2 separate regions of the Mus musculus genome follow, and region 1 is linked to region 2. Evidence: chromatin loops called from intact Hi-C (ENCODE). Cell type or tissue: heart. All regions are shown on one strand. Links, peaks and the distances in the headings refer to the core of each region. The heading gives the core; the rest is flanking DNA. Region 1 overlaps Ttc39b (tetratricopeptide repeat domain 39B). Region 2 overlaps Ccdc171 (coiled-coil domain containing 171).

Region 1 (12,956 bases), core at 2,974-10,973, 310 kb after region 2:
GTTAGGTGGTCCAGGAAATGACCAGTGTACACCTGGTTGCTCTTCCTTGGTCTGCCCCTCCCCTCAAACACCTGCCTGCGGCTCCAAACGGGGCAGGCAGTTGGGAGTTTGGGTCACCATTTAAGAAACTGGAAGCAGTAGATGCTATGTGAATTGATAGGTGCTGCAACCAGGCAAACGACGTTCTGCCGTCATCTCCGGGCAGCATACCTTTTGTGATTCCGTCTGCCCTTGTCGGACCTCTTGTTTGTTTAGTCTCAAATCCTTGTGATGGTTTCTTTTGATTATCATTCAACCTGGAAATAAGAGGAGAGAAATCTTCCCATAGAAGAAATTTGATACGTAGAGAAGAACATGACTATTAGCTATGATACTTTGTGGCTCTGGAATTGTTTGATTTTGTATTTATTATCATATACTGTATCTTTAAAAACCAGTGTTTTTAAAGGGCACGAGTGACAAAGTCACAGATTTCAGCAAGTGGTGTGCTATCACATCCAGTTTCTTGATAGACTAGTTGCTGAAGTAGTTGTGTTAAGCACTTTGGAAAAATGAGGGAAGACTGTGTTGGCCGGCACTCTCACCGTCGGATCAGCCTCTTACCATGTCCCGTAATTAGAGAGGAGACATGCTGTTAGGTCTTCACGCAGGCATTTTTTATGGAAGTGGGCTGTTGCAAAGGTTGCTCATTTTCAAATCCCAGGGATAAAGTATATCATTGTCCTCAAGGACAAAGTGTATCATTATCCCTTTGATGTGTATTGTATTTAAGGAAATGTATCCTCCTTCATGAAAGCAGGAGTCTGAGCTCTCAGGTTAAAGAAATAGAGAGAAACTTTCTAAAAACTTCTTTATTCTTGTTGTATGGATTCTACTTCATCCCCATGTGGGTACAAAGCAGGCTAGTGTCAGTTATTAATGAAGGCTGCTTTGGGGGAATCCCAGCACCATGAAGGAGATTATAGCCACTAAGGAGGTAAAATTCCAGAGACAGTTTAGTAGGATGAGACTCCCAAATGGCTAAATCATTGATTGTGGCAAATTTTGAGTGGAGGCTAGTGACAAGAACATAGGTTCAGGCCAGGCAGTGGTGGCGAGTGCCCTTAATCCCAGCACTTGGGAGGCAGAGGCAGGTGGATTTCTGAGTTCGAGGCCAGCCTGGTCTACAGAGTGAGTTGTTCAAGGACAGCCAGGGCTACACAGAGAAACCCTGTCTCGAAAAGCAAAAACAAAAACAAACAAGCAAAATTAAGAACATAGGTTCAGTTTTGTAGGGTATAAAAGTTCTGGAGATTGCACAGTAATGTGGCTATACTGGGTATCCTGGACTGTGCTTTTTAAGTGGATATAATATTTTATTATAATTTTATTTTATTATGCATGATCTTGTTATTTTTAAAAAAGAATGAAGGATAGACTGATCAAACCATTGACCCTAACCTAGCTTCCCTTTTCCTCTTTAATTAATTAATGGATAGCATGCTTGTGGGGGGAGGGGTTGCAATGCTATGTTCACAGGACAGCCACAGCTGTCTGTCCCCTGGAACCTTCTACCGTTGTTTGAGGAAGGATCTCTTACTGGGCTGGAGCTTCCCACATAGGCCAGGCTAGTTGGCCTGTGAGTGTTCAGGGACCCACCTCTTTCCATCTTCCGCATCGTTGCTAGGGTTACCGGTGTGCTTCACCGCATCCTGCTTTTACGTGGTTTCTGGGGCTCCAGACTCAGGTCCTGGGGTTTACAAGGCACATGCTTTACTGACTGACCTATCTCTGCAGCCTTTGTCATTTGGATAAGAGGTCTCACCATGTTGTCTATGCTGGCCTTGAATTCCCTATCTAGCTCGGCTGGTCTTGAACTTTGAGCAGTGCTCCTCCTCAGCTTTCTAGTTTCTGTGATTACAAGTGTGTGCCGCCACACCTGGCTTCTTTGTCTTAGAGGGTGATGTAGGCAGTGTTTACCCTTTGTATCAGAGAGTAAGCATCCACCAGTACACTTCCCCATATCCTCGGGAAAGACCCTTCCTAGTGTAAGAGGGAACGCAGCCTGAGCTCCGGAAGTGAAGGCGGGCCTCTGGTGTGCACCTCCTCTTCCTGCTTATTTCCCTCCTCCCTGCCTTTCCTGCTTCTTCCGAACTCATTTGGCATTTGCCCACGGCACTGAATTCCCTGCTTATCCAGATCTCTCATCTTCACCACTAGGCTAAATCAAGGTAGTTCCCAGTATTTGCCAAGAAGCTGTTTAAAAATCAGTTAATTCTTTTAGAGGCAAATTAGGCATTGCAAAAATAGCATCACACTAATGAGCTATTAAAGAGCAGCTCACTGCACTCATACTTAAATAAACTAGGATGGGCAGAAATGGCCAAAGCAGAGCTAATGTACAGGAACTTAGACTAGACTAAGTTGCTTGTTGCTGCTGCTTCTGCTTCTCCTTCTCCTCCTCCTCCTCTTATTCCTCCTCCTCTTCTTCCTCTCCCTCCTCCTCCTCTTCCTCCTCCTGCTCTTTCTATGTAGCCCCAGCTGTCCTGGATCTCAATATGAGACCAGGTTGGCTGGAAACTCACATGCATTCTTGCCTTTGTTTCCCAAGTGCTCGGACTACATGCCGTGTACCAACCACGCCTTTTAGTTCGGGAAGATGTTAATTTTTACCTCTTTCCTTTCAGTGTATAATTCAATCACATTTTTATCCTTTTTTGCATTCGAATTTTTGTCTTCTCTGGCTTTTGCAGCAGCAGCTGATACCTACTAAGCAAATATTACTAGATTTTGACTAATTTATGTGTGAGAGATTATTAAAACAGGGCCTTTCTCTGCAGATCACATTGAGGGGTGGTGCAAAACCTCAGAGAGAAGCCTGGGGCACACCGACATTTTGTTTTGTTTTGTTTTGTTTTGTTTTGTTTTGTTTTGTTTTGTTTTGTTTTGTTTTGTTTAAGACAGTGTAGCCCTGGCTGGCCTGGAGCTTGCTTTGTAGACCAGGCTGGTTTCAAACTCAGAGAGATCTGCTTGCCTCTGCCTTTCGAGAGCTGGGACTAAAGGTGTGCTCCCCACATCTGCTGGGGGACAGGATTTCTGAGACAGTGCACTTGGCTTTGTTCTTAGGATAGAATCCACCCCCTCTGACACTATAGTCTCTGACTTTGGCCTAGTTTCTGTCATTTCTCTCATTTTCTGTCTTGCTTGCAGCATATGCAGCCTAGAAGTCCTCCTCCCTGCAACCTAGATATTCCCATGAGTCACCCCACTGTATAATAGTTAGGGAGCATCTTTCAGTCACAGTCATCCTCAGAATTAGGCCTCCGTGCCTGTGACCTTTGCCCTCCCAACCCCTCATGTAGTTGGTGCCTACTATGGGCACTTGTTTGTTGGTCAAACTTTCTCAAAACTGCCCCAGGAAATAGATTGCTGTGCTCCCATTTTACAGATAAGGAAGTTGAGGCCCAGCTATGTTATAGACAGAGTTGGTGTTGTTAGAAAATGATGCCCTAGAATGTAAGAGTGGTAGTATGTACTTAGGAAGCCAAGGCAGGTAGATTACATCAGTTCTCGGCTGGTCTGGGTTACTTAGTGAGCTTTAGGCCAGGACTCCAGTTAAAAAGAATGAAAAGAAGGAAGGTAAAAGGAAATGGGAGAAGGCCTAAGAGACATGGGTTCTAAGCTCCGTTAGTGGTCAGCGTGGCAAGGCACCATATTTTGGGATGTCATTTTCTTTTCCTGTTTCCTTTTGGAAGAACAAGGAGGAACCTTCTTTGAAGGGCCCCTGTCTGATAAGAGAGATTATTCCAGAGAGAATGCAGTGCTGTGTGCCCCCTCCCCTCCTTCCCACTTAGGAAGAAGAGCCAGAGGAAAAAAGACTCGAGTGGACACCAACTGCCTTGGCCGGCCAGAAGGATTTTTCAGGGAAATGAAGTTCAGAGTTTTATGGCTATGATGAAAGCACTCAGAGGCTAGGGCAGGAGAATTGGGCCTTGAGGTCCAGACCAGCCTGGGCTGTGGTGTGAGACCCTGTTTCAAAGAGCAAACTCCAGAAAAACAAAATCATTGGTTGTCTCTGGCTCTACTTCCCTCTCTCCTGCATAGACTTATCTGCATCTCAGTGTTAATGAGGGTAATTGGGCACCCAGAGTTCAGCCTTGCCATGTCTGTGTGTGCAGTGCACACTTGTGCCTCTTTTCTATCCACCTGTTTCTTATAGGCTCAGAGCATTGGCCTTACAGAGGATGGGGGAAGCTTCTTTGCCCCAGCATTGAGAAGCACCAAAGGAGGGGGAGGGGGGATGTCAGCTGGTCTCCAGCCCTACTTTTACTATTAGCTCCCGGGGCAAGGAGCTAATAGTAAAAGTTACCAAACTCCCATGTCTTTTCCTTTTTCTCTTCAGTTCATCAGCCAAGGTGGATCTCAAGAGCGGCCTGGAGGAGTGTGCAGAGGCACTGAACTTATTTCTAAGTAACAAATTTAAAGATGCCCTAGAGTTGCTACGTCCATGGTAATTAACTCTATTTCTCAGTTGATATTTTATGTGTTTTTCTGATGTCGTGTTTGTATGTTCCCGTGTCTGTGCCTGCCTCAGTGTGTATAAGCTAGTTTGAATGGGACCCATCCGGTCAATCAGCTTTAAAGAAGTGTTGTTTCATATTGGGTCAGGAGAAATTTTCCGATGCTTACACCCTAGCCTCTACGCGTGCTGGGGCGTCGTCTCCATGGTTTTGGAGAATCTCTGACCAGCGTTGCCTTTGAAGCCAGCAGGGGAATAACTAGAGATGCGTAATCCCAGTGCTAAGATCAAATCTCAGAGAATAGGAATATGATGAAGGCTCGCTACTGTTGTCATGGAAGTTACTAACGCTGCGCTTTCAGGCTTGGCAGCACCCCCCCCCCCACACACACACACACCCTACCTGCTCACTGGCCCCAGCTGTGTATGTGATGTGGACTTTGCAGAAGTGATCTTGTAGTGGTCTCCAGACTCAGCGTCTAGGGGGACGGGGGAAGCTTCTTTGATGCTGAACTGGGGGGACCTGATCCCTCATGTCAAGTGGCCAGCAGTGTCCCTAAGACTTGCCTGTCGTCTACTGGACCCCTGCTTCCTTCATCATCTTCGGTCTGCCTGGCTTTGCTGCTCTTTAGCTCTCGATTCTGACTCAGTGTCTCTGTGTCCTTTATTTATTTATTTTTTTTAAACAAACCCTCTTTCACTTATACAATGTGCTTATAAAATAGCATAAAAATAAATTATTGATTTCATGGTCTCTGATCTTTATGCACAGTTCATTGTTAAAATTCCTTTTCCACCCCACTTGAGTGTGAGGTTTGAACTGCCACTGATAACTGGGGTGATAACTGGGGTGGGCGGGCAGTGCCTTCATTCAGGACAAAGGCTCTTTATTTAGACTCTGTGTGAGGAAGAACAAAAGGAATAAGGTTGCCTCAGGATGTTGAAACATAGATGGTCAGGTAAGAGGCTTTGAGAGGAGCTAGCACGCTCAGGCAGTGACCAGAGCCTGGTTACCCCACTGTTAGGAGCTTTCCTCAGGACCCTCAGATATTAGATCCTAAGGGCTACTCTCTCAGGTCTCTCTGTGCGTGACCTAATTTAGTGCAAAAATCTTGCTTCCTCTTGGCTTTGACTGGAAAGGAGAGAACAGTTTTAAAGGCACTTTTTCTTCATATCACATTAAAGTTTCGCCTCGCCTCGACTCGCCTTGCCTTGCCTCATCCCCCTCCCTTAGATTTTTTCTCCCTCCATCCTCCTTTTTTAGATAAGGTTCAAGTAGCCCAGGCTGGCCTCAGACTCACAGAAGAGGACCTTGAGTTCCTGAGCTCCTCTTTCTGCTTCTCTGGATGCTAAGATCAGCTGTGTGTCACCAAGCCTCACCCTTTTCAGATTTTAAGGTGGTGCACTGCCCCCATTCAACTGGGGAAAAAAAAATAGCTTTGCTTATAAACTTTTTCCGAGGAAAAAAAGTCCAGAGGCTGCCCCCTTGTGTTGAATCAGGGAAAGGCATGTTGTCCCCAGCACTTCATTCTACTGTGTGGGTTTCAATTGATACTTGAGGTTTTAAAGCAGGCTTTTTGGAGCTTGTATCATTTCAGTAACTATGGAGGAGAAGTTGAGATATACACGGTGAGGATTAGGTATTGTTGGTATCAGAAAAAACCTGGGCTTTTGTGTCTTTCCTTTCCATTGTACTGAGATGTACTCACCGGCTGTGTTTTTTCCAGGGCCAAGGAGAGCATGTACCACGCCTTGGGCTACAGCACCATTGTGGTGTTGCAGGCTGTCATGACCTTCGAGCAGCAGGACATCCAGAATGGCATCTCTGCCATGAAGGACGCTTTACAAACCTGCCAAAAGTATGACTGAGTAATTTATATCCGAGCTAAGACAACCCCTGCCTTCCCGCCAGAGTGCCAAGTGAATGCAGGTCGCTGAAGTAAGGGGTTGGTTTGAGGTTAGCCAGAGCTATGGAGCAGGACTTGAGATTTAAAGTGTCTTGGACAGTTCCGTTCTATGCAGTGGAATTATAATACAGCTCCCACTTAGCACCTGTGCCCTCTGCTGGGTACATGGGGCCTGAGCTATGGTACAAGTCTGAGGGAGGCTTCAGAAGGGCTAGCAGAGAGCATCTTTCTAGTTCTTTTGCGGTAGGTTGGTTAAGAACTGGGTGCCATGTCAAGTCAAACAGGGAGTGCACCTGTTCTATGTGGGAGAAATTGCACACTCAGAAGGGAACTTTTATTTGCCCGAGGATGCCTTTGGACACTTGATTTGTTGGAATGAGAGTGTCAGTTCTCAGCTGTACTCTGCATGTAGAAGGCCATCGTGAAGGCTCTTACTTATATTGGTGAATTTTAATGTGGCTAAGATGAATCGTCATGTGACTTTGTTATAATCTCAAATGGAGAACATTTTCCTGACTGCACTTTCAGTCCACTCTTTTCTGAGGTAAGTGGAGGCACTTACCTCAGGCATTCTGCTTTCATCCACAAAGGAGGGGAGGTTCGTATGCAGTGGGCCTGTGGGCTCCTCTACACCACCCTTAGTAGGCTGAGTGCTCATGGTTGGTGGTTCAGGACTAGGCACTGTATGCAGAGGAGGGAGGCCTGGCCTTGCAGAGGGACTAGGAATTGCCATGTGGCGACATCTTGCTGTGATTGAAAGGATCACCAGTGACAGTGAGCTTCGCCTGATGCTGATCTTTGCCCTTGTCTTCAATGCAGATACAGGAAGAAATGCACAGTTGTCGAGTCTTTCTCAAGTCTCCTTTCTCGAGGGTCCCTGGAACAACTGAGTGAAGGTAAGCATCCACTGAGGCTTGGTCTCTCTGTCTTCTAGAGGCTAAGAGCCCCTGAACCATCACTGAAGTGTAGAGAATGAAGGAAGTGGCCTTTCCTTTTCCCAGCTCACCCTGGTCCCTGGTTGACTTTGAAGCTGTGTACACATTTGTGCAAACAGAAATGCATATAAGGGACGCGCGCAGTTTGTTTTTCACTTGCTCTTTTTTTTTTTTCAAACATTGAACCACACACTTGTGCTACAATGTGATCTTGCCCCACACCAGTGTCCGTAAATGCGTTTTCTCTGTTTGGAGCTGTGCAGTTGTGAAATGGGATGGTACTCGGTACAGCAACGTGATTGTTCTTTCATCACTGAAGGACAGCTCTATGGTTTTAATTTTTGGACAGCTCTATGGTTTTAATTTTTTTCCTGTTAACAAATATTGTTGTCCTAAAATCCTTGTGTGTGTGTGTGTGTGTGTATATATATATATATATATATATATATATATATATATTTGTGTATTCTTTCAAGTACTTCATGAGACAGTTTTCTAAAAGTAGAATAACTGGAACCAAGGGTTTATAATTTTACAATATTGATAGGTATTGGCATTTTCCCCCCTCAAACTATATTCAACTATCGTTGGAGGGTTTCATTTTCTACAGACTATTAATGTTTTTCCAAGGTGAAAGTACTGTTTTGTTTTTCAGACAGGGTCTTCCTATGGGTTCCACCCTGGTCTGAATTCACTCTGTAGACCAGGCTGACCTTGAACTCACAGAGATCCACCTGTCTCTGTCTCCCAAGTGCTGAGATTAAAGGTGTATCTGGATAAAGTTTATACCTTGAAGTGACAGTGCTCGTCTACATAGCTGATGAAGATGTTTGGCTTGTGGGCTTTAAGAATAATCAGGAGTCCAGGAAAGCACTCAGCCAGATAGCTGGGAGGAACATCATCACCCATTGTTCCCTATTCCCTCTAAGATGAGGGGAGAAGTAGCCCTAATCAGCCCTCAACAGAAGGGTGCGTCATCACCAGGGGGCATCCAGGGACTCTAGTGTCACTTTCAAGCCTGTGTTTTGGAAGAGATGATTAGTGCAAACCCTGGAGCAGCTGCGGTTTGGGGAAGCGAGCACAGCTCTGGGGATGGCTGTCAAGGCAGGACAGACCTAATGTCAAGTGGACACTGCACACACCTGGAGAGAGATTTACCATGGGGCTCCGTTTGTCCTGTAGGAGTGTTGTCAGCTTGTTTGGGCCATTGGAGAAGTTAGTGATGTGAGCTCTCAGTGTTGATCACAGGACAGGACTGTGACACGTCCCTTGTGTTTAGGACTTACTAGAAAAGAGTATTGACTCAACCATGGCAGAAACTGATGGTATTTTGTTGGTTACTGTCAGCAGTTGAAACCTATCTTCTTTTTCATCAGAAACTGATCTCCGAGCATCCCTAAGAACAAGAGCTGGTACTGGGAGGCCTAAAGTGTTTCCGAGACAATCCATGAGACTGAACTGGCCCCAGTATGACTTGCATTGCCTTTTCCTTCCTGGGAACCCCATGTGACTCCTTCCCTGGTCCATTGGTGACTGCTTCCCTTTTTCTTTGTGGTGTGAAGGTGACACTGGAGAGTTTTAAACCTTAGTTTTAAGAGGAATGACATGGTATTTTTGGTGTGAGAATAAATAATTCTAAAACATGTTAATGCTCTATTTTTTTTTGAAGTGTTCTCTGTGTGCCAGGCACCCTCTTGGTGCATTCCTTAGCATTATCCCCCTCTCCCCCTTTTGTGTTTAACTGATGTCCACAGAGAGAAAGGCCAAGGTGATCCAGCTGTCAGAGCAGCATGGGAACTGGTCTGCTTTTCCTAAACCACTGCTCTTCCGCTGTCCCCATGTTCTCCCGTGGAGGGCTGGGAAACACCTTACATGGCTGATGGATCACGTGTGGAAAGTCAGCGATGCTGTGCTCTGGTTTCCCCTTGTTGCCTTTAAACAGAGCAAGTTAGGAAATCTGGACTTTCCACTAAATATTGAAAAATTAACTGGCCCATGTCTGTAGCTTATTCTGAACTATAAATATCTTTAGATTAGTACAAAAAGGATGTTTAGCTAGCTTTTTGAGTGCACCATGAATTTTTTCATGGACTAAGGAATTTACAATTAAGGTGTATGTTGGTGAAGAAATTACTCAGTGTAAATCAGTCACAGTGAAGGAATAAAGCGAAATACATGAAGTTCCATCTTATTTCCAGTGTTTTTGCTTCTGAGGGCATCCTAAACAGACTTTTAAGTTTGAAGGGTGTTTTAGTTTGCTTTCAATTGGTGTGACAAACACCCTGACCAAAATCAAGATGGGGAGGATGCATTACAGTCCCTTATCAGGGGAAGCTGAGGCAGGAACTAAAACCACCCAGGACCACCTGCTGGGCCAATCATCCATCAAGAAAATGCTCCGCAGACTGGCCTATAGGCAGCCTGATGGAGGTTAGTTTCTCCCATTGAGTTTCTTCTCTCTAGATAACTAATTTATGATAGGTTGGCAAAAACCAAACCAGAACAACAGGGCACGGCAGCACACTGTCGCTTTAGTATAGGATTTGTTTTCCTGTTGGTAATTTTTGTTTGCATGGTCCAGTTTCTCTCTGTGTTCAGGAATGAGTATCTCCATGGCGGTTTTCATGGACCTGGTGTGGAACACTCTTGCTCCTCTCCTCCCATGACTGGTGGCTGGTGCTGAACAGCTCATTTCAGAGAGTGCGATGCTTAAGTGAGGTGCAGAGCTTGGAATGTGGGAAGAGAGTCGGTAGGGAGAATACTTACACGGGAATTACAGAGTCCAGACTCTCCCTGCTTTGTCTCATATCCTTTGTATTATTGGATACCAAAGTCTGTCTGTCTTTGGTTTAGTCGCCCTTCTGCTCAGGCCTTGATGAGGACCTGCTGTTTAGCCCACCGCCAACTGTAGCCTTCGGCACTGCCCCTGTGCCAGCCTGCTGCCTTCTCCTCCCCTCCCCTCAGGAACCTCATGCTATAGCCAGAGGCTCCCCATTGCCCCTTTGGGAGGGCGCCTGCACTTTCTTGCCTTCTATCTTCTGGTCCTCAACCAGTGCTGACCTTTCCCTTCCCCTCTCCTGCCCCAGGCCAGTCATCTGTTCTCAAGGTGGCATTGGCATTGATAACCCCAGGCGGTTGTCACTTTGTAGCAGTTACCCAGTGTAGCTGTCCAGCGGCCATGGGTGAACTGGGTTTACCTGAAAGCGGGGCTGGAAATGAAAGGACGGGTATGAGAGAAGGGCGAAGCCAAGTCAAAGGTTCAGAGCTTGGCTCAAAGTTTAATTCTGCAGCACCAAACCCATCTTTTGTTTCAGCTGGATTATGTTGCAAAGTAAGCTCAGCGGGCAGTCTATTCCTCTGAATTCCTGTAGGAAGTTGCAGGTGCAGCAAGGAGGACGACTCCACCTAGGTCAGAAAGCCCACTGTGGCACACACTCAAGATCTGTTTAGCCTGCTCAAAAGGCTGGGCGAGGGAAGGGCATAACCTAGGACTCGGCTAGTCAGGTGGTGAAAATCATCTGCTAGTTGGCATTCCTGTGAAGGTCCTGAAAACCCAGAGGCATACTCTGAGGGAAGGCGTCCTGGAGACTGGATCGTGACTGGTGGCAGTGCCAGGATGCACACAGACAACACCGTGTCCTGGTGGTGTCTTCTACCCCATCTCCCTGCCTGTTTCTGAGGAACTTAGCTGCATAGTACTTTTCACAAATTGAACATTTAAGTTGAGTCAGTATGAGAGAGCCCGTGGGCCATGTGTGTGTAAATGAAGGAAAACCTCTATTTTATCTAGTTTGGCCAGCAGTGTTCCCAGTGACGCAGATTGCCTCCTGTTGCGTCAGCACTTGAATTAAAAAGGCCCTGTGCCGCCTTCTGAACCTTAACCAAGAAGCACAGACTCGGGCCAAAAACAATAATGGTCAGAGTTGCCAGCATTCATCAAGGCTGATTGTGTGCGCGCGCGCGTGTCTGATAAGCGCTACAGGCAATACTCATTTAATCCATGGTTGCAAAGTAGAAGCATTATTACTGGACCATATAAATGAGGAGACCAGCAGAGAGGAAAGGCAGGCCTGAGCAGTACCCTGTACTAGCATGAAGCAGAATCTTCCCTCCAAGCTCAAATAACACACCAATTTCCACAGACAGCAGAGGCCCCGTGGTGTCCTCTACTCCATGGAGATAGGAATCTGATGGTTTTGTTCATGTAGAAACATAAAATTCTCTCTCTCTCTGATCTCTGCAAATACAGCAGACTGTCCAGGACACCAGGACATGTTGGGTGGTGCATATGTCGCTGGGCTGGCCTGGCTCTGGTAATTCCTTTTTGTGAGCACACATGGGTTCAGGGGTGATTCATGCCTATAGTACCAAGAGGCTGAGGCAGGAGGATTGCCGTGAGTTGAAGGACAGTCTGGACTACAACTAGTACTGCTTGGGCTCCAAGTGAGACCCTGTTCAGACAAACAGTCGGTTTCCTCCTCTTCTCGAGCCTCTCTCTGCTGGTAATGTTAGCTGGAGGTGAAGATGACCTTAACCATTCACACGATCCAGGCTTATCCAGGAACAGGCCATCCTGTTTCTCTGGAAGCATGGATGCCATCTCGGCTTTTGCGTCTTTCTTGGGCTTATCTATCTTCCACGATTTTCAGAATGTTTTAAAACAATACTGTTTCTTAATATCAATGTATTTGTTTTTAATAGAGTAATATCAATGTATTTGTTTTTAATAGAGGAGATGCATGCTGAGATCTGTTACGCCGAGTGTCTCCTACAGAAAGCAGCACTCACATTTGTGCAGGTAATAACCGTCTGGCTGAATACTGGGGTTGGGCAGGAAGCCTGCCAGCGCTGTACAGAGCACGGTAAATGTTGCTCAGCCTGTGTTAGCACTGAAGCTTAGAGTGGTAATAAAAGATATTTGTTTCCGTCCCCTCCCCCCCCTGCCCCCTCCTTCCCCTTTCTTACGTTGGTTTCCAGACAGGGTCTCACTGTGTAGCCCTGGCTGGGCTAGAACTTGTGAAGATCACTTGTCCCTGCCTCCCAAGTGCTGGCCACTACCTGGAAAGAACAGTTTTTAGAAGTTAAGGAGTCATTATGAGGCCCTACATTTCACGCTTTACGTACACGTGTGTGCCCCAATGCTGTTAGAAGCATGGGTTTTACATTATGACCCGATGATGACTATGTCCCGATGAGGGCGGGAGTAGAGATGATAAGCCAGCAGAAAACAGTCTCAGAGTCTTGATTTTGAAAGTTACTTCTCCAGGTTTGTTTGTTTGTTTGTTTGTTTAGGTGGTAATAGTGGTGGTATTTTTCCCATGTTAGCTTAGATTCGGTTCCGTAAAACTGAGTCAGGGTAGTGTCCTGTTCCCCGAAGCCCTGTACATTAATTACCCAGGCGGGTTGACGGCATTCTCGCCATGTCAGTAACGTCACATTGAATCACGGAGGCACCTACTCTTCTCCCTATGTGTTTTCCAAGTGGGGTTTTGACCGGTTTTTTAGGTTTAAACTTTGTTTTGTAACTGAGGAGTTGAACTCCAACCTCTTAGAAGTGTCCACTCCTCCTCCTCCCTCATGTCTGCTTGTGGTTACTTCCGTGTATCTGTGCTTTGG
Region 2 (8,000 bases), core at 1-8,000:
ACCTTATATATGTGCTTGGCTTCTATCAGCCATGTAAGACTTGAGTTTCTCTTCTCAAATGGTCATTTCACTTTGCAACAGTATCATCTCCATGTGGCCTACTCCCTAGAGCTTCAAGTTAACTTCACTAACACTTCCTTTGGAGGTCATTTTTAGCAAGTAGAATCAGAATTGAAAAACTGGCCAATGCATAGTAAGCATGATACTCATTATATGTGAATCTGACCACAATCAGTTTTTAAATGTATTTGTTAGCTTAACCATAGCTTACTTTTCTATATGAACATTTCCTTTTTCAGTGTTTTATCTTGAGAAATGTACTTCATACAGTTCTTGCTAGTTTTAACTTATCGTTAGTCTGCTTTTCCCATACAGTTGATATAACACAAGTGATTTTATAATGTATGGTGTAAATTGTGTAAGATCATACCTATATGGATTAGATGTGCAGATAAACATATAAGAGGTAGATAGATCAGGTGATCTTAAGACTTAGGAGCAACTCCAGCTCCATTCTTAAACTCGTCCTCCATTCTTAGTAAGGTCAGCTGCTAGTGTGGGATCTTTGTGCTCAGAATATACTACTGGTAGTGGACAGGAGACTACTGGAGGTGGTAGAGTACAGGTACATACAAGGGATTGAGGGAAAAGAGGCTAACAAAAACAAACTATTCGCTAAAATTCCACAATGAAACTTATTATTTAGTATGCTAACATGAAACCACAAAAAGGTCCAGTAAGATGATTCACTGGGTAAAGGCACTGACCACATAAGCCCACACCTCAATCTGCTCACCAGAACCCACACAAAGGTGGAATGAGAGAACTCACCCCACAAAAATATGCTCTAGTCTAAGCATGCACACCTCCACACACAATAATAGTAAATTTTAAAATGCACATTAAAAGAGTATAATATTTATCTATATTCATCAGCTAAAAGGTACTGACTCCAAATCCATATTTAATATGATACATAACTTTACTTTTTTTAGAGACAAAGATGATTAACGACTCTTTCATGTGTAGAGCAAACCTTTGGGTGAAATCAGAGTAGCACCTCAAATTATTTGAATGTCTAAATACTTAACGCAGTTATGTTTGCTCTGTCTGAGTGGAGTCAGAATGGTCTGTGCATTAACTACTTTTCTACTGCTGTGCTAAACACCATGACCAAGGCATACGAGAGAAGGAAGGGCTTATTTGGGCTTACAGTTCCAAAGGTTAAGAGTTCATCCCCACACCACCCGCAGGAACGCAGGGCAATAGTTAGGCAAGCAGGGAGCACAAAGCAAGAGAGCATGCTGGGAAGAGCACGAGGCTTTGGAACTGTCAAAGCACACCTCCGGGGACATGCTTCCTCCAGCAAGGCCATGCTCCTCAACCTACCCAAAGAGCACCACCAACTGGGGACTCAGTGTTCAAACTTTGAGTTTATGGGGGACACTGTCATTCACACCACCACAGGTGTCTTTCTTGCCTTCACCTAATATGAGATTTTTTTTAATTGCCTCTATAAAAAAATTTTTTACAACTTTAAAAACTAAGAAAGTTGGCACTGAAAATATATTTATTGTAGGACTCTGTAGCTCTCAAGAACAGAAATTTGGGAAGCTGACTCAGTGGATAAGGGCTCTGGCTCTTCTTGCAGAGGACTTGGGTTCAGTCCTCAGCACCTACACGGCAATTCTGTAACTCCAGTTACAGGGATCCAATGTCCTTTTCTGGCCCCTGAGGACACCAGGCACTAAGCATTAATGTGGTGCACAGACTTGTATGCAGGCAGAACACTCACCCACCCAAAATAAAAATAAAATTAAAGTCAGGTGGTAGTGCATGCCTTTAATCCCAGTATTCAGGAGACAGAGGCAGATGGATCTCTAAGTTCCAAACCAGTCTGGTCTATAGAGTGACTTCCAGGATAGCCACAGCAACAAAGAGAAACCCGTCTCAAAAAAATTAAATATATTTTTGAAAGTAGACACTTTGTCCCAAATAGCCCAGCATCACTGGGCAATCCAGTGAGTCCCCTCTCACTGTCCAAGCATTATCTGCAGCCAGGGGTGGGTGCCAGTGCACCAATTTAACTCTAGCACTTGGGAGGCAGAGGCCGGTAGATCTCTGTAAGTTTGATGACAGTGCTGTCTACAGAGTGAGTTTCAGGGCATCCAGGGTTACACAGAGAAACCCTGACTCAAAATAAACAAATAAACGAATGAATGAGCGAGCTATCTACAGGAAAAATATTAATGTCATCACCATATTAAAATGACTTTTCTAAGTATTAGAGAAATGTGTTTCATAGAAATTACGAAACAAATGTCAAAAGATATTTCTACAACTGTACCTCATTTTATTATGATACAATACCACTTGATTATCTTTGTTTTCTTGTACTTTTAGGGCATAATCTTTTTTAAAGACTATCTTTGCTTGCTTTGCCATCCTCAAGCACTCCCCTGTTCTAGTTTGAGAGCTTTAGGTCAGGTTCTTAAAGTCTTCATTCCAGTTTGAGCTGTAACTGGTACTTTGATGGTCTGGTCTCATTCCTCTGCAGGAGAATTCCTCCCTCCTCCAATTTCCCATCTATTGAAAAGACTGTCCTTTTCCCCAACATGTTCTTAGCACCTTTGTCCACATCAGCTGGGTGTGGCTGCAGGGTTTACTTTTAGACTCTTTCATTGGCTTCTCTGTTTTCATGCAAATCCATACTTATCTGACCAGTACAACTCAACGGTGTACTTGAAAGTCGGTCGCATAATGCTACTTCCTGATTTGCTTTCTTTCTTAAGATTGCTTCAACTGTAAAGGGTTTTATAGTGGTCCCATCAAAACTTTAGGAGTGTGTTGTTGTTGTTGTTGTTGTTGTTGTTGTTGTTGTTGTATGAAGACTGTCGTTAATGTTATTTCGTTTGGTCTGGTTTTTGAGACAGGGCCTTTGGGCCTTATATATGTAAAAAAACATAAAATGTTTTTAAAAACAGAGTAAAACTACATGAAAGTATATAAATAATATTCTACATCAGGTTCAGAACAGGGGCTCTGCTGTGGGACAGGACAGTGGTGAATCGGAGAAGTGATTCGAAATGGTCCTCGATGGCATAAAATGTACTGTGCTTTCCATCCGAATTGAGACTCTCACGCACTGAGATGAAGTACTTGGTGGATGCCAGTTACATCACTGGTACTGGCTGCATATCTGATTTCTTACAGCGGAAAAAATAATACTGACCTGTGAAATGAAATTCACAGTAGAAGATGGGAGAGTCCTTTCTTCTGTCCACTAGAGGGAACTGTTGAACTTAAAATGTCTTTTAAAGCAGCTTGTTTTTAAACTAACATTTAACATCACAGGAAACCACATTGTGCTGTTAGAAAATAATCTTGTTTTCTTTCCACATCTTCTACAAACACATACAGAAAACTATAACTCTTTATATGTACTTATGTAAACAACATTTCTCAGAATCCAAACTATAGTTCCAACCCTGAGGAATTTTAATTATACTTGTAGAACTATATTTAGTAAAGTATCAAGCAAATATGCTCTTTCTAGCTTAGAAAACACATCAGTTGGCTATCTATAACACTAATCTGGTATAAGGTTGTCTCCTCAAAGAACCAGGATGAAAAAAAAAAAAAAACCAGTAATTTGTTCCTGAATTGTAGACTGTACAGTGAAAGGGCTGAAGAGATAACTCAGCAATGAAGTCCATGTATTGCCAGAGGACTCAAGTTCAATCCCCAGCTCCCACATCAAGAGGTTCACAACCACCTGTAACTCCAGCTCCTGAGGATCCCACACTTCCAGCCACTGCAGATGCCTGCCCTTCCCCATAACTAAAAATAAATTTAAAAAGCAAGACAGGCAACCTTACAGAGTCATAAGGAGTCATGGAAAGAAAAAATTACAACTAATCAATCAATCAATAAATGCTACACTGTGTCATAACTAGTATTAACCCAGACTCTATTTACTATCGCAAAGTCCTTTTCTCTACACCTGGACCAGCTGTGGGTCCCTATGCTAATCACTATCTATTACAGATAGACATTTCTATGATGAGGGTTAGTGAGTGTATTAATCTATAGTATAACAACAAGTCATTGGACTCAGTTTAATATCATGTCATTCTAGCAGCATAAAAGTAGTAGGTTCTCTTGAGATACAGTATGGGTTTCACCTTGTGTATTGAGATTTAAATACAATCAAAAAGTTACTGGTTGCCCTCATGATGTTTGCAGCCCCTATTATACCAACAGGAATGTCTTCATGTTTTGCCAGGCCGTTTGTTTGTTTGTCTGTTTGTCTGTTTCGAAACAGGGTCTTGGCTGCCCTGGAACTCTCTCTGTAAACCAGGCCCATGCTGGTAGGATTTGCTGAAGGAGATGGAGACAGGAGGATCACAAGTTCATGGCCAGGCCAATTCTTAAACGTGGCTCACAGGGTTCATAGCTGGGTAACATTTTTCTCCTCGGTTATCATGTATATAGTACCTTCCTGAAATATGAGAGCTAGTAGTGGGGATGGAGCTTCCAGGCAAGCACTAACGTGATTTCTCCATGGTCAATGGCTCAGGTAGGCGATGTCTTCAGCAATAGGGCCTCACTGTCGTGTTCTGAAGGATAACCAACAGCAACAGCAATAGCCAGTAATGTCTGAGGGCCTACGAGGGATTATGGGAACATCAATGACCAAAAAGGTAACCCATTCTGGCACTGGGTGTATTTGTTACCATGTGGTGTCTAGCAAGACCACCCTGTTACACTGTAACTCTATTTTAACTTTTCATATATGTGCATACATAGTTTAGGAAACCTCTAGAGTAGTAGGTCTCCATATAGCTTTTTGAAAGGGTCTTTAGAGTAACTATCCACCTCCCATTTCCTCCTTTACCCTGCCTTCCCATCCCTAACTTTAATGCAACTCTTCTGTTCCATTTATCTCCCATACATTTTTTGGAGATTTTGTTTATGTATATGTGTTGTTTTTTCTGTTCACCATGTGCATTCAGTGTCCTCAGAAGCCAGAAAAGAACACTGAATTTCATTTAAATGGAGTAACTGACAGTTTGAGGCACCATGTCGACACTGGGAATTGAACCCAGGTCCTCTGTAAGAGCTGCCAGGGCTCTTAACCCCTGAGCCACCTCTCCATCCCCATCATTAATCTCCTTCAGCCCTTTACCCTACCTCCTGTTTCCTGCAAGCCTCTCTCCATGGCCCCTTACTCGTTTCCTGATCTCGTAGTGTTTACAGATGAAACATACACATCTGAAGAGTCAAAGCATCCATATATGAAAGAAAATGTGATGCTTGTCTTCTGGGTCTGGGTTACCTCACTCAGGATGACCACTTCAAGCTCCATCCAACTGTCCTCAAATTTCATTTTTCCTAATAGCTGAATAATATCCCGTTGTGTAGGTAGACCACAGTTTCATTATTCACTATTCATCAGCGGAAGAACATCTGGGTGTTTCCATTTCGTGTATATTGTGAATGGAGCAGCAATGACCATAGATGAGCAGTAACTCTGAAGGCTCAGGACCACAGGACAGAGGGTGGGAAGGATTGTAAACGCCAGAGGCAATGGATTACTGTAGTCTCCCCTCCTCCAGCCTGAAACCTGCTTGCTCAGGGGTGGAGCTTCCTGCTCATTCGTTCTGCCACGCCCACTGCTGGAACCTGCCAGCTTTGCTGTTTGGAGCCACACACGTGCTCACCTTTCTACTGGACCTGAGATTATTCGGCAGGAATCGGGTCCCCTCCCCCTTCCTTTATAACTGAAATGTCGGAACTAGTAAAATTGAGCTTTGATCAGAATAACTGTCTTGGCTACATTTCTTTCTCTCGCCACCTAGCCCCTCTTCTCTTCCAGGTTTCCAAAATGCCTTTCCAGGCTAGAACCCAGGTTGTGGTCTGCTGGCCGGACACAACAGATTACTACAAGAAAAAAGCATTTTCCAGACACAAGACACATGAACATAGTGAAGTGCACAGGAGGCTTCCTTCTGCACTCTCCCACAGAAGCCCCCCTCCCCCACCCTAGGCTCTCTCCCACAGCAAGCCTCTGTGGTTTCCCTCAGAAGTTCTGCTTTCCCCAACCCCTGCTCCCTCCTGCAGCAAACACGGGGGTTCACACACACACACGCACGCACACACACACACACACACACACACACACACACACACACACGGAGAACTTGAGGAGCCACAGGCACCAGCTTGAGTGAGACAATGACAAATCTCCCCAGCTGCAGTGGCACCAAGGCTAGCACTCTCCCTGATAACCTGCTGGGCGCTTCCCAGGTGCCGCTGGTGCCTATCCTTGGAAAAGGGAGATTAAGGTCCCACGTTTAAATCATAGAAGGTAGGTAGGTCACAGATAGTTATGGCCAGTCATAAAACTAGCTCCTGATAGCCCCATAAAGATCATCCTTAGGTCAGAAGACTCCCCCTCTCAGCCTTGTGATTCCGCCCTTCCAAATGGTATCCTGTCTGAGTCATGACTTATCTCACCCACCTTCCCTCCCATCACCCTAAGCATTTGAAGAATTTCTAACTATGCTGGATGTAAGTGCCAAGACACCCAAGCTCAAGGTTGCACTCCTGTCCTATGCTGTGGGAAGGGTTGTGATCCTAGTCTGACTCGTGACTAAAAGACTCTTATGCACGATTGCAGCGGGCTCTGCAGTTCTTGAGCTCTCCTGGGTTTCCCGTGGAGTTGGAGCATAATAATAGAAACTCACTGTAGTTATGATAGCAAACACAAGACTTGTGAGGCTCAGGCCACATGAAATCCCATACGTGAATCAATGAATGTAATAATACATCACATAAATGGGCTCAAAGACAGAAATCACATGATCATCTTAAGGGAAGCAAAAATGGTGTTTGACAAAACACAGCGTCTCTTTATGATAAAAGCACCCAAGTGGGCCAGTGAAATGGCCTCCCAAGTACTTGCCTCCAAGTGTAGTAATCCAAGTGTGACCTGAGAATCTGTATAGTAGAGGCTTGGTTCATGCAAATTGTGTGCCCCCTCCCCAAACACACACACTAAACCTTAAAAACTTTCATTTTGTTTAACAAAATCTAAAGAAACTGGGGATAAAAGGAATGTATCTCAGTATAATGAAAGCTGGTGGGACTGAAGCATCCTCACTTGGGCCCTATGGCTCGTTAACCTTTTTGAGTTCTGTGGATTGTACTCTGGGTTGTGATTGCATACCATGCATGTCCTTTTGGGTCTGAGATACATCACACACAGAATGATATTTTCCATTTCCATCCATTTCCCTCCAAAACTCATGATGTCTTTGTTCTTAATAGCTGAATAGTATTCCACTGTGTAAATGAACCATATTTTCTGTATCCATTCTTCCACTGTAGAACATCTGGGTTGTTTCCAGCTTCTGGATATCACAAATAAGGCCACTATGAACATAGTGAAACATGCCCCTGTGGCATGGTAGGGCATCTTTTGAGTATATTCCCAATTGTGGTATAGCTGGGTCTTCAGGTAGATCTATTTCCAATTTTCTGAGGAACCTCCAGATTGAGAGTGGTTGTACCAGTTTGCAATCCCACCATTAATGGAAGAGTATTCCCCTTTCTCTGAATTCTCGCCAACGTGTGGTGTCACCTGAGTTTTTGATCTTAGCCATTCTGATTGATGTAAGAAAGACTTTCAGGGTTGTTTTGATTTACATTTCCCTGATCACTAAGGACCTTGAACATTTCTTTAAGTGCTTCTCTGCCATTTAAGATTCCTCAGTTGTGAATTCTGTTTAGTTCTATACCCCATTTTTTTTATTGGGTTGTTTAGTGTTTTTGGAGGTTAGCTTCTTGAGTACTTTATATATTTTGGGTCTTAGCCCTCCATCAGATGTGAAGTTAGTGATTTTTTTTCCCAATCTGTAAGTTGCCAATTTGTCCTATTGACTACGTCCTTTGCCTTACAAAAGCTTTTCAGTCTCATAAGATCCCATTTATCAATT

The links. A loop is a pair of places that touch in the nucleus more often than their neighbours do. Peaks named below come from ENCODE experiments on the same cell type or tissue, not always from the same donor. Only the 100,000 strongest peaks of a DNase experiment are listed, where the experiment ranks them.
Region 1: a loop joins it to region 2, with 4 times the contacts of the local background. A loop is called at or near these places in 15 of 42 quality-filtered maps.

Annotation. Positions count from the first base shown.
Region 1 is chr4:83,255,227-83,268,182 of GRCm38, reverse strand. It overlaps Ttc39b (tetratricopeptide repeat domain 39B), which reads left to right. Exons shown (of 20, transcript NM_027238.2): 4 at 4,382-4,489; 5 at 6,226-6,357; 6 at 7,225-7,301; 7 at 12,071-12,138. Among named protein-coding and RNA genes, the nearest start is that of Gm42307, 23 kb to the left of the region's middle. In heart, for the core only: a CTCF peak has its summit at 5,992 (motif pointing left); no DNase peak of the experiment used is centred there.
Region 2 is chr4:83,565,978-83,573,977 of GRCm38, reverse strand. All of the region lies in intron 6 of Ccdc171 (coiled-coil domain containing 171), which reads right to left. Among named protein-coding and RNA genes, the nearest start is that of Gm25899, 42 kb to the right of the region's middle. In heart, for the core only: a CTCF peak has its summit at 3,277 (motif pointing right); no DNase peak of the experiment used is centred there; H3K4me3 peaks cover 1,324 bases; H3K27ac peaks cover 840 bases.